Linked DNA regions of Homo sapiens: region 2 is linked to region 1. The links are chromatin loops, found by intact Hi-C in ENCODE. Cell type or tissue: endothelial cell of umbilical vein. All regions are shown on one strand. Links, peaks and the distances in the headings refer to the core of each region. The heading gives the core; the rest is flanking DNA. Region 1 has its middle 97 kb from the start of RASSF10. Region 2 has its middle 16 kb from the start of BMAL1.

Region 1 (5,376 bases), core at 240-5,239:
CTGTCTTTGTTTTGGAGGTCAGGTTTCACTGGGGAAATATCTGCCTAGGGATTTGTCTGCTTCCTCCTGCTATCATCACCTCCTGGAGATTCAAGAATAGGTCCAAAAGCTACTTTTTGTAAGGCCCTTTCTGGCCCTCTTCCCTCCACAAGCCCTGTATTCCAGACACCCCGGTTACTCATCGTTTCTCAGACACCACCCAGCTTTCTCCAGCCAGGTTGTCCAGCTACCTGGAAAGCCCCTCCCTCCACCCACTCCTTCAGTGCCACTCCCCTCTGCCTTTTTCATTCCACCCAATTTTCAAATCTTTCACCAAATGCTTTATCTTCCTTGAAGCCTTGCCTGAACCACCATTCAGAGGTGGTTCAACTCCTTTGAACTCTCCCAGCCCATGTTTGTCTCTTCCTCACAGCCTTGAACATATTAATTCAACAAAGACCTACTGTGTTCTATGGACCAAGCTCTATGCTAGGCTCTGGAGATGCAATGGTAAACAACAGAGTTGGGTGTGTATGTGTGTGCACATGTTGGGGTAAGAATGAGGGCAGAGATGCTAAACAAAATAGTTGCACAAAAACATATACATATACAAATTATAAGTACGATAAAGGAACAAGGGATAAAAAAATTCGAATGTGTACTTTAAAGAAGGATCTAGTTTAGAAAGGGAGACCAGGAAAGGCCTTCCAGAGGAATGAACATTTCAGCTGAGGCTTAATGGATCAGTGAGTTGTCAGTTACCTAAGAGAAGAGATGGGCCAAGGGCCTTCTCTGAAAAACAGGGGATGCAAAACCCACAAGGCCAGAGGAGGATGGGGTGTCTGAAGAACTACAAGGAGGCTAGCATAGCTGAAACAGTGAAGAAGCAGAGTGGAGTGCGAGGAGGCAAGAGAGTGGCAGGAAGTCCAATCACATGGGGCCAGCAGGTCGTGGTAAGCATTTCGAATTTCTTCCCAACTGTAAGATAAATCATTAAAGGCTTTTAAATCAGTACTATGGTCTGAATAATGGTTTTAAATACTTCTATGGCTACTATCTAAAAAGAGAAGCAAAAGTAAAAATGGGGCTACCAAGAGGAGGTCATATGATCTCCACATGAGAGATGGTGGTGGCAGTGGGAGTCGGGAGAAGAGGAGGGAACCTAGATCTAGATCTACTTTGGGAGCCTGAAATTTTATCGGATGTAGACATGAGGGAGAGGTAGGTGTTAAAGATTACTCCCAGATGAATGGCTTGGACCATTCATCTGGTGGATGAACCTGCCTCCCAGTGAGAAAAGCCATGCTGGAGGAGTAGCAAGTCTAGGTGGAAATGTCCAAGGTGCAATTTAAGACATTAGATTGCAAGTAGATAATGTCAATCTACTTGCAATGTCAAGTAGGCAGCTGGATATATTGATCTAGATCAGAGAGAGGTCACTGTGGGAGACATACATTGGAAAATCATCAACTATAGATTTAAGTCTTGTGAATGAATGAGATAACCACAGTGTGGAAAGGAAAGAGAAGAGATGAGGTGGGCAGAGAACAACATACAGGACAGCGCCTTGAAGAACCTAAAGTTTTTCTTTGATTTAAATTATCTCTGCCCCTTGAGGGCAGGAACAATGTCTTTGTCAAATTTGTTTCTTTTCTGTGCTATCTCAGGGGTAGGCAGTGAATCTAAATTAAGGAATTTTACTGGGCTCAGAAGTAACATTGTAAGTGCTCATATGAACTCATTCAACAAACATCGATTGAGCAGCTACTGTGCAGCAAGTACTGTGGCAGAAAATGAGGGTAAAATATGAGTAAGATGTAGTCTCTGCTGCACTCAGGGATCTCCCAGATTAGTGAGGGGAAGGGATAAGAAAAGAGATGCCAACATCAGTGATACCTACATCTATAACAAAGAGTACTCTAGAGGTACTAGGTACATGCCTAGAGATTTCCATTTATTTTTCACATAATACTGAAATTGACTCAGTACTGAATTTGACTTAAGTTATTTGCCCAAGGTCACATAGCTGGCTGACAGCGGAGCAGAAATGTGAACTTAGACTAGCCTGGCTCCAATTCTGTGCTCTGGACATCACCCCTGTGGCCTGTTCATAGCATGTCTTGATGCTTTTTCCCTGCCCTGCCCTTGCTGCAGAAACTCCTGACCTGCCTGCTACAAACATAGTTCCCTGGGACACCCCTACCCACAATGTGGAGAGCAGAGAGGCCTTGCTTGTGACAAGAGCTGATGTCCTTTAGCTTTTCCATGTCCCCTGCCTTTAGTGAGCCTAAAATCTAGGAGAAGAGGTCTGACACATGTGCATAAATAGCCATGTTATAGGAATGACAAGTCCGTGACATGGTCCACATTTCTTAGACAATGTCATCTGCCATCTCTCCTGTGCTCTGGTAGCACTTTTTTAATCCTTGACAGGTTCCATACATTGAATTGTACTTATGCACACTTTTCGGTTGTGAGGGCCTCCAGAGCTGTGACTGCGGTATAATTTTATACATCCTGTGTATTTCTCAAATCGAGTCTCTTCATTTCTCAGGCAGAGATTACCACCTTCATGTCTCTTGCCTTGGGTTATTGCCACAGCCTCCTAACAATTTCCTGCCTCAAATCTCTCCCTGGTTTTATCCACCCTTCAGAAAGTAGCCAGAGTGATCTTAAACCACAAAGCTTGAATCAATCCCTTGCTTAAAACCCTCAATGGCACAACATGCCTCTCAGAATGAAGCCAAGCTCTAAGACTGGAACTCCAGGTCCTCCAATGATATCTTGCACATTCTATACTTTGGCAACATTCTCTGGTCCAGCAGCAAGTGCTGCTTGTAGCCCTATTCCAATGCTCCTCAGCTCTGGGCACCTGCTCTTCCTCTACCTTCCGAAAATGCGCTTTCTCTCCACCTTCACAGAGCCACTGTTTACTCATTCATCATGGAGCCCCACTGCTGGACTTCTGAAGTGTGACCTATACTCATCATTTTATGACAAGCAGCTTCTGATGTGTCAATTTTGACCACTAGAGTGAGTTTCTAGGGGACAACCAGGGTGTCTTTTGCATCTGCATCTCTCCAGCATCTACCACAGTGTCTGCAAAATAATAATCACTCAGTAAATACTTGTTAAATGAATGAATGAGCAAGTGAATGATTAATTGTAAAGTACTAGGATGTATTAAGCACCAAATGAGCAGTACAGACAATAAGTGTGAGAGAAAGGAGGAAGTAGTCACTTCCAGTTGGGGTAGCCCCAGAAAGCTTCCCAGATAAGAATAAATGTATGCTAGGCCTTGCAGGATGAGATAACGTGTGCTGGCCCAGTGCCAACTAACAGTTGGCGTTGAATGAGGGTGAAACGAATCTGATCTGGCTGGATGGAAAAAAGTGGGGAGGACATTTTATGGGGACAGGTGGTGGGGACAAAGGCTTTTAGGTGGAAAAACACAAGGCAAGTTCAGGGAATAATCCAGAGACCAGCTGGATAGGAGCAAAGGATTAATAGTGGGGAAGACAGACAGGGAGGAAGAGGAAGTGGGGGACAAATGGTGGACAGTGCAAAGACGTGTGTGCATGGTGTGGGCTTTTGCACAGAGTGGTCAATAACTGAGAGCCACAGAGCTGCCTGCACCTGTCTTTTTCATCAAGGTTTAAATTTGAACTAGATTAAGAGAACCTCTGAACAATGCAAACAAAACACTCAAACAATGCCTTCCAGGGTCGTGGGATGGGGCGGAGTAGGAGAGGTACAGGATCAGGTCGTTATCTAATGTCTCTGTAGTGTGGAACAATAGGCCAAAATAACCCCAACAGGTTCTCATTTTTCTCTGCATCTCTAGTTTTGCCCGAATTAGAGAGCAGCTGAGTTGACCTAGGAAAAAAATCTACTTTGAGCAGGAAATGCAGTAGGGAGGAGAATGGGAAATTCTAAAATCATGCCAAGAGAGGAAATGGCCAGTGCTGGTTGGGCTGAGAAGAATGGGGCCCCTTGCCCTACTTCACTCCTGGTCTGCTCTTGGGAACAGCCTATATACAAGGTGCTTGACAGCACAGGATAGGGACAGAGGGGTACGTGTCATGTTGGCCACTCCTGGCTGTTTGGAGCCAACACTGATATTACACTGTGTCTGGAGAAGGAAAGCAGGCAATGAGGCTGGGCAACACACAGGAGAGCTCTGTCCCATCACCAACTCCACCTGCCTCCCATATCCATCTCAAAGGAGGCAGCACGCTGCAGCGAAGAAGAAACTGGGGAGGGAGTTCAGAGTCAGGAGCTTTAGCCTCCATCTCTGCCGTTTACTTGCCTTTTGGTATTGACCAGCCATTGATACTCTCCAAGACACTGGTCTTGTTTCTCTTCTATTGCTCTAATGAAGAAGGTGGGTTAGGGATCCTCCCAAATCTCAAGGTCTAAGACTCTCCCACCAGTTGGCTGTAATTTGGTTATCCAGCCTCAGCTTCCTATACTGGATTTCCATTCACCCTTTGCTCCAGTCACAGCAGAACATTCCCCGAACCTGCCCTGTATTTTCCTTCCTCTATTCCTTTGTTCACATGGCTTCCATCCAAACATCTCTTACTTTCTTTCTTTTTCTTTCTTTCTTTCTCTTTCTTTCTTTTTCTTTCTTCCTTTCTCTCTTCCTTCCTATCCTCCTCTCCTTCTTCTTTTCTTTTCTTTTTTTTCTTTTCTTTCTTCCTTTCTTTCTTCCTTTCTCTCTTCCTTCCTATCCTCCTCCTCCTTTTTTCTTTTCTTTTCTTTCTTTCTTCCTTCCTCTCTTTCTTTCTTTCTTTCTTTCTTTCTTTCTTTCCTTCTTTCTTTCTTCTTTCTTTTTCTCTTTTTCTTTTCTTTCTTTCTTAGTGTCTCACTCTGTTGCCCAGGCTGGAGTACTCTCTCTCTCTTTCTCTTTTTCTTTCTTTTTTTCAGAGTCCCACTCTGTTGCCCAGGCTGGAGTGCAGTGGTGCAATCTCTGCTCACTACATTTTCCACCTTCTGGGTTCAGGTGATTCTCATGTCTCAGCCTCCTGTATAGCTGGGACCACAGGCGCACACCACCACACTGCCTAATTTTTATATATTTTGTAGAGATGGGTTTCTCCATGTTGCCCAGTCTGGTCTCAATAACTCCAGCGTTCAAGCAGTCCATCCACCTCAGCATCCCAAAGTTCTGGGATTACAGGCATAAGCCACCACACCTGGTCCTCTCAGTTTCATTTATTGAAATCCTGCATTTCTTTCACGAGTAACCCATTCACCTCGTTGGGAGAAAAACTTTCTTTTAAATCCACATGCATGTGGGAGCATTGATAGCCGAGCAGTGAGGAATAAAGGTTTATATACCAACTTCACTGGGGAAAGGGGGTGGGGAGAAAGGGCTTCTGTGAGAGGATAAAT
Region 2 (5,376 bases), core at 65-5,064, 160 kb before region 1:
CTGTTGCATTCACCCTTGTGCTCCCAGCACCTAGCCCAGCACTGGACACAAACGTAGTAAGTATTCAATAAACATTTGTGGAATGAATGAATGAATAATTAAAAATGCATTTCACAAGTGCATAAAAAGCTTTAAATGCCAATACTCCTAGAAAAGATGAAGTAGTTTCACTAATTTCTGATAAGAATGGAAGGGAGCAGAAAGTGAAAGTCCTTGGGAAGGAAGAGAATTAACATTTCCAGAGCACTGACTGTGTGCTAGGGGCTTTTCAGAGGCTTTCTGATATCTTCATAACTACCCGGGAGGTAGATATTATCATCCTCACCTGAAAGATTAACAATACTAAGGCTCACAGAGAAAATGTTCCCAATCACCCAGCTGGCAGTAGGTAATACAAACCCAGAGCCCTCCAGCTCCACGGCCCTACTGTTTTCTCTTCTCCATGGTCCCTCTGAGAAACACCACCAGCAGCAAGAAAGGGGCAAATGGAAGCAGAAAAAGCCTTGAAGGGAAAGAAAGACTCCATTGACTTCACAATTTTGCCTGGTGTCATCGCCATCACCTGCTCATTAATTGGCAGGACACTGCTAAGAGGTATCAGTAACCTGTGAGCAATGTGTCCTTAGGCATTTTATACTATATTGGTGTCTTCTTCAGAACCTGTCCTCTTCTCCATTAGCCATGACCTCACACCATCTTCCATCTCCTGTCTGTCTGAATGTGCCTTCTCATTCACTGACCCTGAACAGAGACAGCAATCTGTCAATCCGTCCATGTCCTGCCCGGGTGAGGTTTCCCACGCTGGGTCAAATTAAGCTTCAGGCTCCACTCATGATCTTGCTCTTTACAGATTCCTTTAAATTTCTGTTTTGCAATCATATTTTCCCTAGAACCCAAAGGTTTGGTTCCCAGAAGCTACTTCTCTTTTCCTTCCTTCCCTGACCTTTAAAGGTTTCTTCCATTCTGAGAGACTAAATACCATTTCATCACTCTCTACCTGGCATCTCCAGCGCTGGCCTGGTCCTGAGTTTTCGTCCCGCATCTTTCTGCCTGGTGGAAGTTTCACTTTAATGCAACATGTTTGAACCAAGCTCTCAATCTACTCTTTAATCTTATTCTCCCTCCCAAACTGTTCCTGTCATTAGCACCACATTCTACCAGTCATTAGACTTTTAAAGCCACCCACTTGAATAGTTAACCTCTCCTTCCTTTGCAGACTTTCCTTCCTTCCTTCCTCCCTCCCTCCCTCCCTTCCTTCCTTTGTTCCTTTCCCTTCTCTCCTTCTCTTACTCCTTCCACAGATCTGCCCCTTGCCCACTTACTATGGGGTATTTAATAAGCACTTACTACATGCCAGTCCAGGTTACTCTTTGCCTTCCTGGAGCCTACAATCTGGTGAGAGAAACCCACAAGCAAGTAAACTAGTTATAGCTTCTGTCAAGTACAGTGAACTAGACAGAGGGCTGTGTACAGGATAATGAAGGGAGCAGACAAGAAAGGGCCTCTCTGAGGAGGTGATATTTAGACTGAGATCCATGAGGAACAGTGGATATAGGAGGGTGGGCTGCCCATATGAGGTCTGATCGGGTGCCAGAGCTTAATGAGCTGGCAGGAGAGTGGATAGGCCAGGAAAGAAGTGAGTAGAAGCAGATCTGGAGGGACTAGGAGGGCAGGTGAGTCTGACTTTATTCAAAGTGCTTTGGAAGCCTTTAGAGGGCTCAAGTGAGGGGGAACCTAATCCGACTTACACTTGGAAGAAGCATGGGGTGGACAGTGACCTTCTCAGCTGTTTTCTGAAGAAATGATTGGAGAGAAAGTGGGTAAACGTGTGGGTTTGCCTTTCTCTTCCAAATCTTCCCAATATAATGTTTTTCTAATTAAGACTAATATTCTTCCTTGCAATCAAAAGGGTGAGAGTTACATTCTGCACCACTCAACAGCCATGCTTCAGAGAGGGGTCTTGGGTACTGGCAGTGAGCGATATCAACAATGCAACAACAACAGTAAAGCTTACGGAGCATGACTATGTGTACTCAATATGAGTACTTATGTGCATTAGATGTTTTAGTGCACAAGAGCCTTATATAGGGTGTATTGCCACCTTTATTTTACAGAGAAGGACAAAGAGGTGAATTAACTTGTCCAAGGTCACAGAGCAGCTAAGACAAAAATGAATGAAGAAACGATTTCCAAATAAATATAGTCAGTCTTTGATTGGTTTTTCGTCCTGTCTTCCACATTCATTGTGAAAAATGCAAACTGTACAAAACTGCATAAAGTAGAAAGTTAAAGCTCCCTGTAACCCTGCCCCTAAGGTGAGAGTTTGAACTTGCGCTCCGTGGTTTTTCCCCCAGCAGAGCTAGAATACTTCCTATAGGCAACCTGAAAAGCTCTCAGGTATCTGACTTCTACAAAGGGGCTGGTCCTCTCTTAAGCCAGTTTAGAAACAGAAGAATATAAAGCCACTTTCTTACCATTTCTGCTATAGAAAGTGAACGCCAAACCATTCTGGCTACAAAGAGAGTCACACCCATTTGGAGTGAAAGCTTTCATGAGTTTACATCACTGCTTAGAAGGACAGGCCAAAAAATACAGCAGGAGGACAATGAGAGTTTACCTTCATCCACGAACAATAAAACGAGAACAATGTAGAAGAGAAATCTGGTTGTTCATTTCTCCTCATTTTTATGTCTCATAAGAGAAATCATTTGGGTTTTCTCTGTAAAAAAACAAAACAAAACCAAAAACCCTAGTTTTAGCAGCAAAACTAATCACAACAAAACGATATTCTGGTGTCATTTTATAAATTCTGAATAAAAGCTGGAGGTATTCAAATTTCTAAACCCTGCAGCACAAAAGGCAGCTTTCCAAACAGGACTAGGCCACGCTAACTGTTGAATAGGAAAACTAATTAGCATCCTGTGTGAACTATCTTGTCTTTTTTTAGGACCGGAAATCAAATGGGAAGGGTTCCCTCCTGTTCCAAGTGAGTTCCAGAAGAATTACTCACGCTCCTTAACCTATGAGTCAGAAAGGAGTCTAGGAGAGTGTTTCCAAAACAGGCTGACAATAAGATAAACAAAGCAATTGATCTGTGGCAGTCAGGAGATCAGGGCTGCCACTGGTCAAAGTGAGGGATCAGGTCTAGAGTGTAAGATGGTAAACCTGGGATCGGCTGAGTCTCCCTGGAGAAGCCGTGCCAGAGCTCTGCAGACCAACCAGCCCCGAGCCATTTCCCGAAAGTCAATGTCCACAGGGAGGTTTGGTTCAGAACCTTTATTCAATTTCATTGATTTAGTGTATGGAATTGTAGCATCTTTCCCCCCGTATAACTCAAGGGACTTGTCTGCCATCACACTGCACTGCCTAGCCTGGCTCTCTAAATGCTTTGGCTATCCATGCGTTTGGACGTCCCACAACACAGGATATTAATCATTTCAGGACTCTGGGCCTGTTCCCAGTGTCCATGTTCGCCACTGTTGAGCTGCAGCCAGAAAAGCAGTTCCCAAATGACAGAGACGTTCCTAAACTTAAATACAAAGTAATCAAAATTCAGTTTAGGAGATAACCCAGCATCAAGCAGATACTCTCCTGGGAAGGTAGAGGATAAACTTCCTCATTGCTCCTTCTAGGGAAGAGTCTGAAGCCAGGGCTCAGCTCTGTCTGCGGCTGCTACAGGCCTACAGGCATCTCCTAACGGAGGATTTAGGGGTGTGCACGAGGCCTCATGAGGACACTGCCCCGCTAGCCTGATCCTTCCTTCCAAGAGAAAACCGCAGTGTGGATGTGCCGAGGTCGGCCCTGCCATGGAGGAAGAGCGGAAGCTGACTGGTGTTTTTCTCGATCCGCCATTAGACCTATTCGTGTACAGAGGCCAGGCTGAGGTGAGGGTGGGGTGGAGGAGGAACAGTGTCCTAAACAAGAATCCTGTCTCATCTGCTTGCCCTGACTTGCCCCTCTGTCCATCTGTCACGCAGTAGTCAGTCATCTTTCTAAACGCAGCTCTCAGATCACCTCCTCTCCTGAAAGCCTTTGAGGGAACCCTCCCTGAATACACACCTACAGAAATTCCAAAATTCTTCATAGGCCATCCAAGGCCCTTCACTCCTTGACTTTCTGCCTAACTTTCAGATTCATTACCAGCCACTCCCTGAGCTTCTAACCACATTTGCCTGCTCATTATTTCCTGAAAACATTGTGTACTTTTAGCTCTGCTTTCTTTATTCATGCTGTTTCTTCTACCTGGAATCCCATCGCCTACTGACTGCCTCCTGCTCAGCCCTGCAGTGCGCCCCCCCACATCTCACCTCTTTTTGCAGGAGTGCTCCTGGGTCCTGTTCCCACCCCTGCTGAGTTCGTTGCTCCCTGATCTGTGTTTGCATGGCACTAGATGCGTGCCTCTCTTCTAGCAGCTATTACCTTGTATGGGATCGGTCCATGCTCTTGATCTTCCCCATTAGACTGTGGGCTCCCCAGGGATGAGTGCTGTGTTTGCTCCATCTTAATTGAATCAAGGAGAGTTTACACATCAGCTGTTACACTCTTTGCCATTCATATAATGGCCAAAAGTTTAAAAGAAGCTGCATTGCAGCAATGGTCAATCCTGCTGCTCTCCCTCCATGCAGCTTTTTGCATTCAATGTGACTTTCAGCAACATTTGGCTTGCACCAACACTGATGGTATTCAGTTTCAAAAGAGTAACAGTTTCAGGGTGCACGTTTTCTGCATTTAATTGTTTAAGATAGGAACAGATAGCGTACCTAAATTGCACTCCAAGTCTCCCTCTCCCTCCCTCCTTCTCCTCTGTTTTTCTCTCCCTCCATCTCTCTGTCGTTGTTTTTCATTCTCTGTCTCTCCCTCTGCCCCCCGCCCACACAGATACACAACACACAGAGTAGAAATGCCTAAGGACACATGAATGAAGTTAGGGTACAAGGTTTAGTATGTAGTAAAAAATTTTAATGCCATGTCAAACAAAAAGCCCATTAGTTAACAGGTGTTTGCAGAAGGGCACTCCAGGTCCTCAGCCCTCAGCCAACCTAGGTGCTATAAAGGAATACCAACTTAGGCAAATTCCTGATATTGCTTTGGAAAATGGTTACACTGACTTTCCTTCCTTTCTCAGACATTTCCTCTCTCAATGTTCGCACATGGTGTTCTCTGCCTGGAAAGCCTTTGCCCTTCACCGCAGTGCCTCCATTAAGCGCATGCTTTGTCATCCTTCAACTTTCAGCTTAAACAAAACTGCCTCAGAGGGTTGTAGTTATCTCCTTAACCATCTCCGTAACTCTTTTCATCTTGCAAAGCTAAAACTCTGTACACATTAAAGAGTAACTCCTCATATTTCCTCTCCCCAGCCCCTGGCAATCACCATTC

What was found. Hi-C counts contacts between places; a loop is a spot of excess contacts. Peaks named below come from ENCODE experiments on the same cell type or tissue, not always from the same donor. Only the 100,000 strongest peaks of a DNase experiment are listed, where the experiment ranks them.
Region 2: it touches region 1 in a loop (3-fold over the local background); 1 of 110 quality-filtered maps calls a loop at or near these places.

Annotation. Positions count from the first base shown.
Region 1 is chr11:13,103,419-13,108,794 of GRCh38, reverse strand. No RefSeq gene overlaps it. Among named protein-coding and RNA genes, the nearest start is that of RASSF10, 97 kb to the right of the region's middle. In endothelial cell of umbilical vein, for the core only: no CTCF peak of the experiment used is centred there; DNase peaks (open chromatin) are centred at 3,294 and 3,924; H3K27ac peaks cover 959 bases.
Region 2 is chr11:13,259,467-13,264,842 of GRCh38, reverse strand. No RefSeq gene overlaps it. Among named protein-coding and RNA genes, the nearest start is that of BMAL1, 16 kb to the left of the region's middle. RefSeq lists an enhancer at 2,647-3,846. In endothelial cell of umbilical vein, for the core only: no CTCF peak of the experiment used is centred there; DNase peaks (open chromatin) are centred at 3,022 and 3,422; H3K27ac peaks cover 1,867 bases.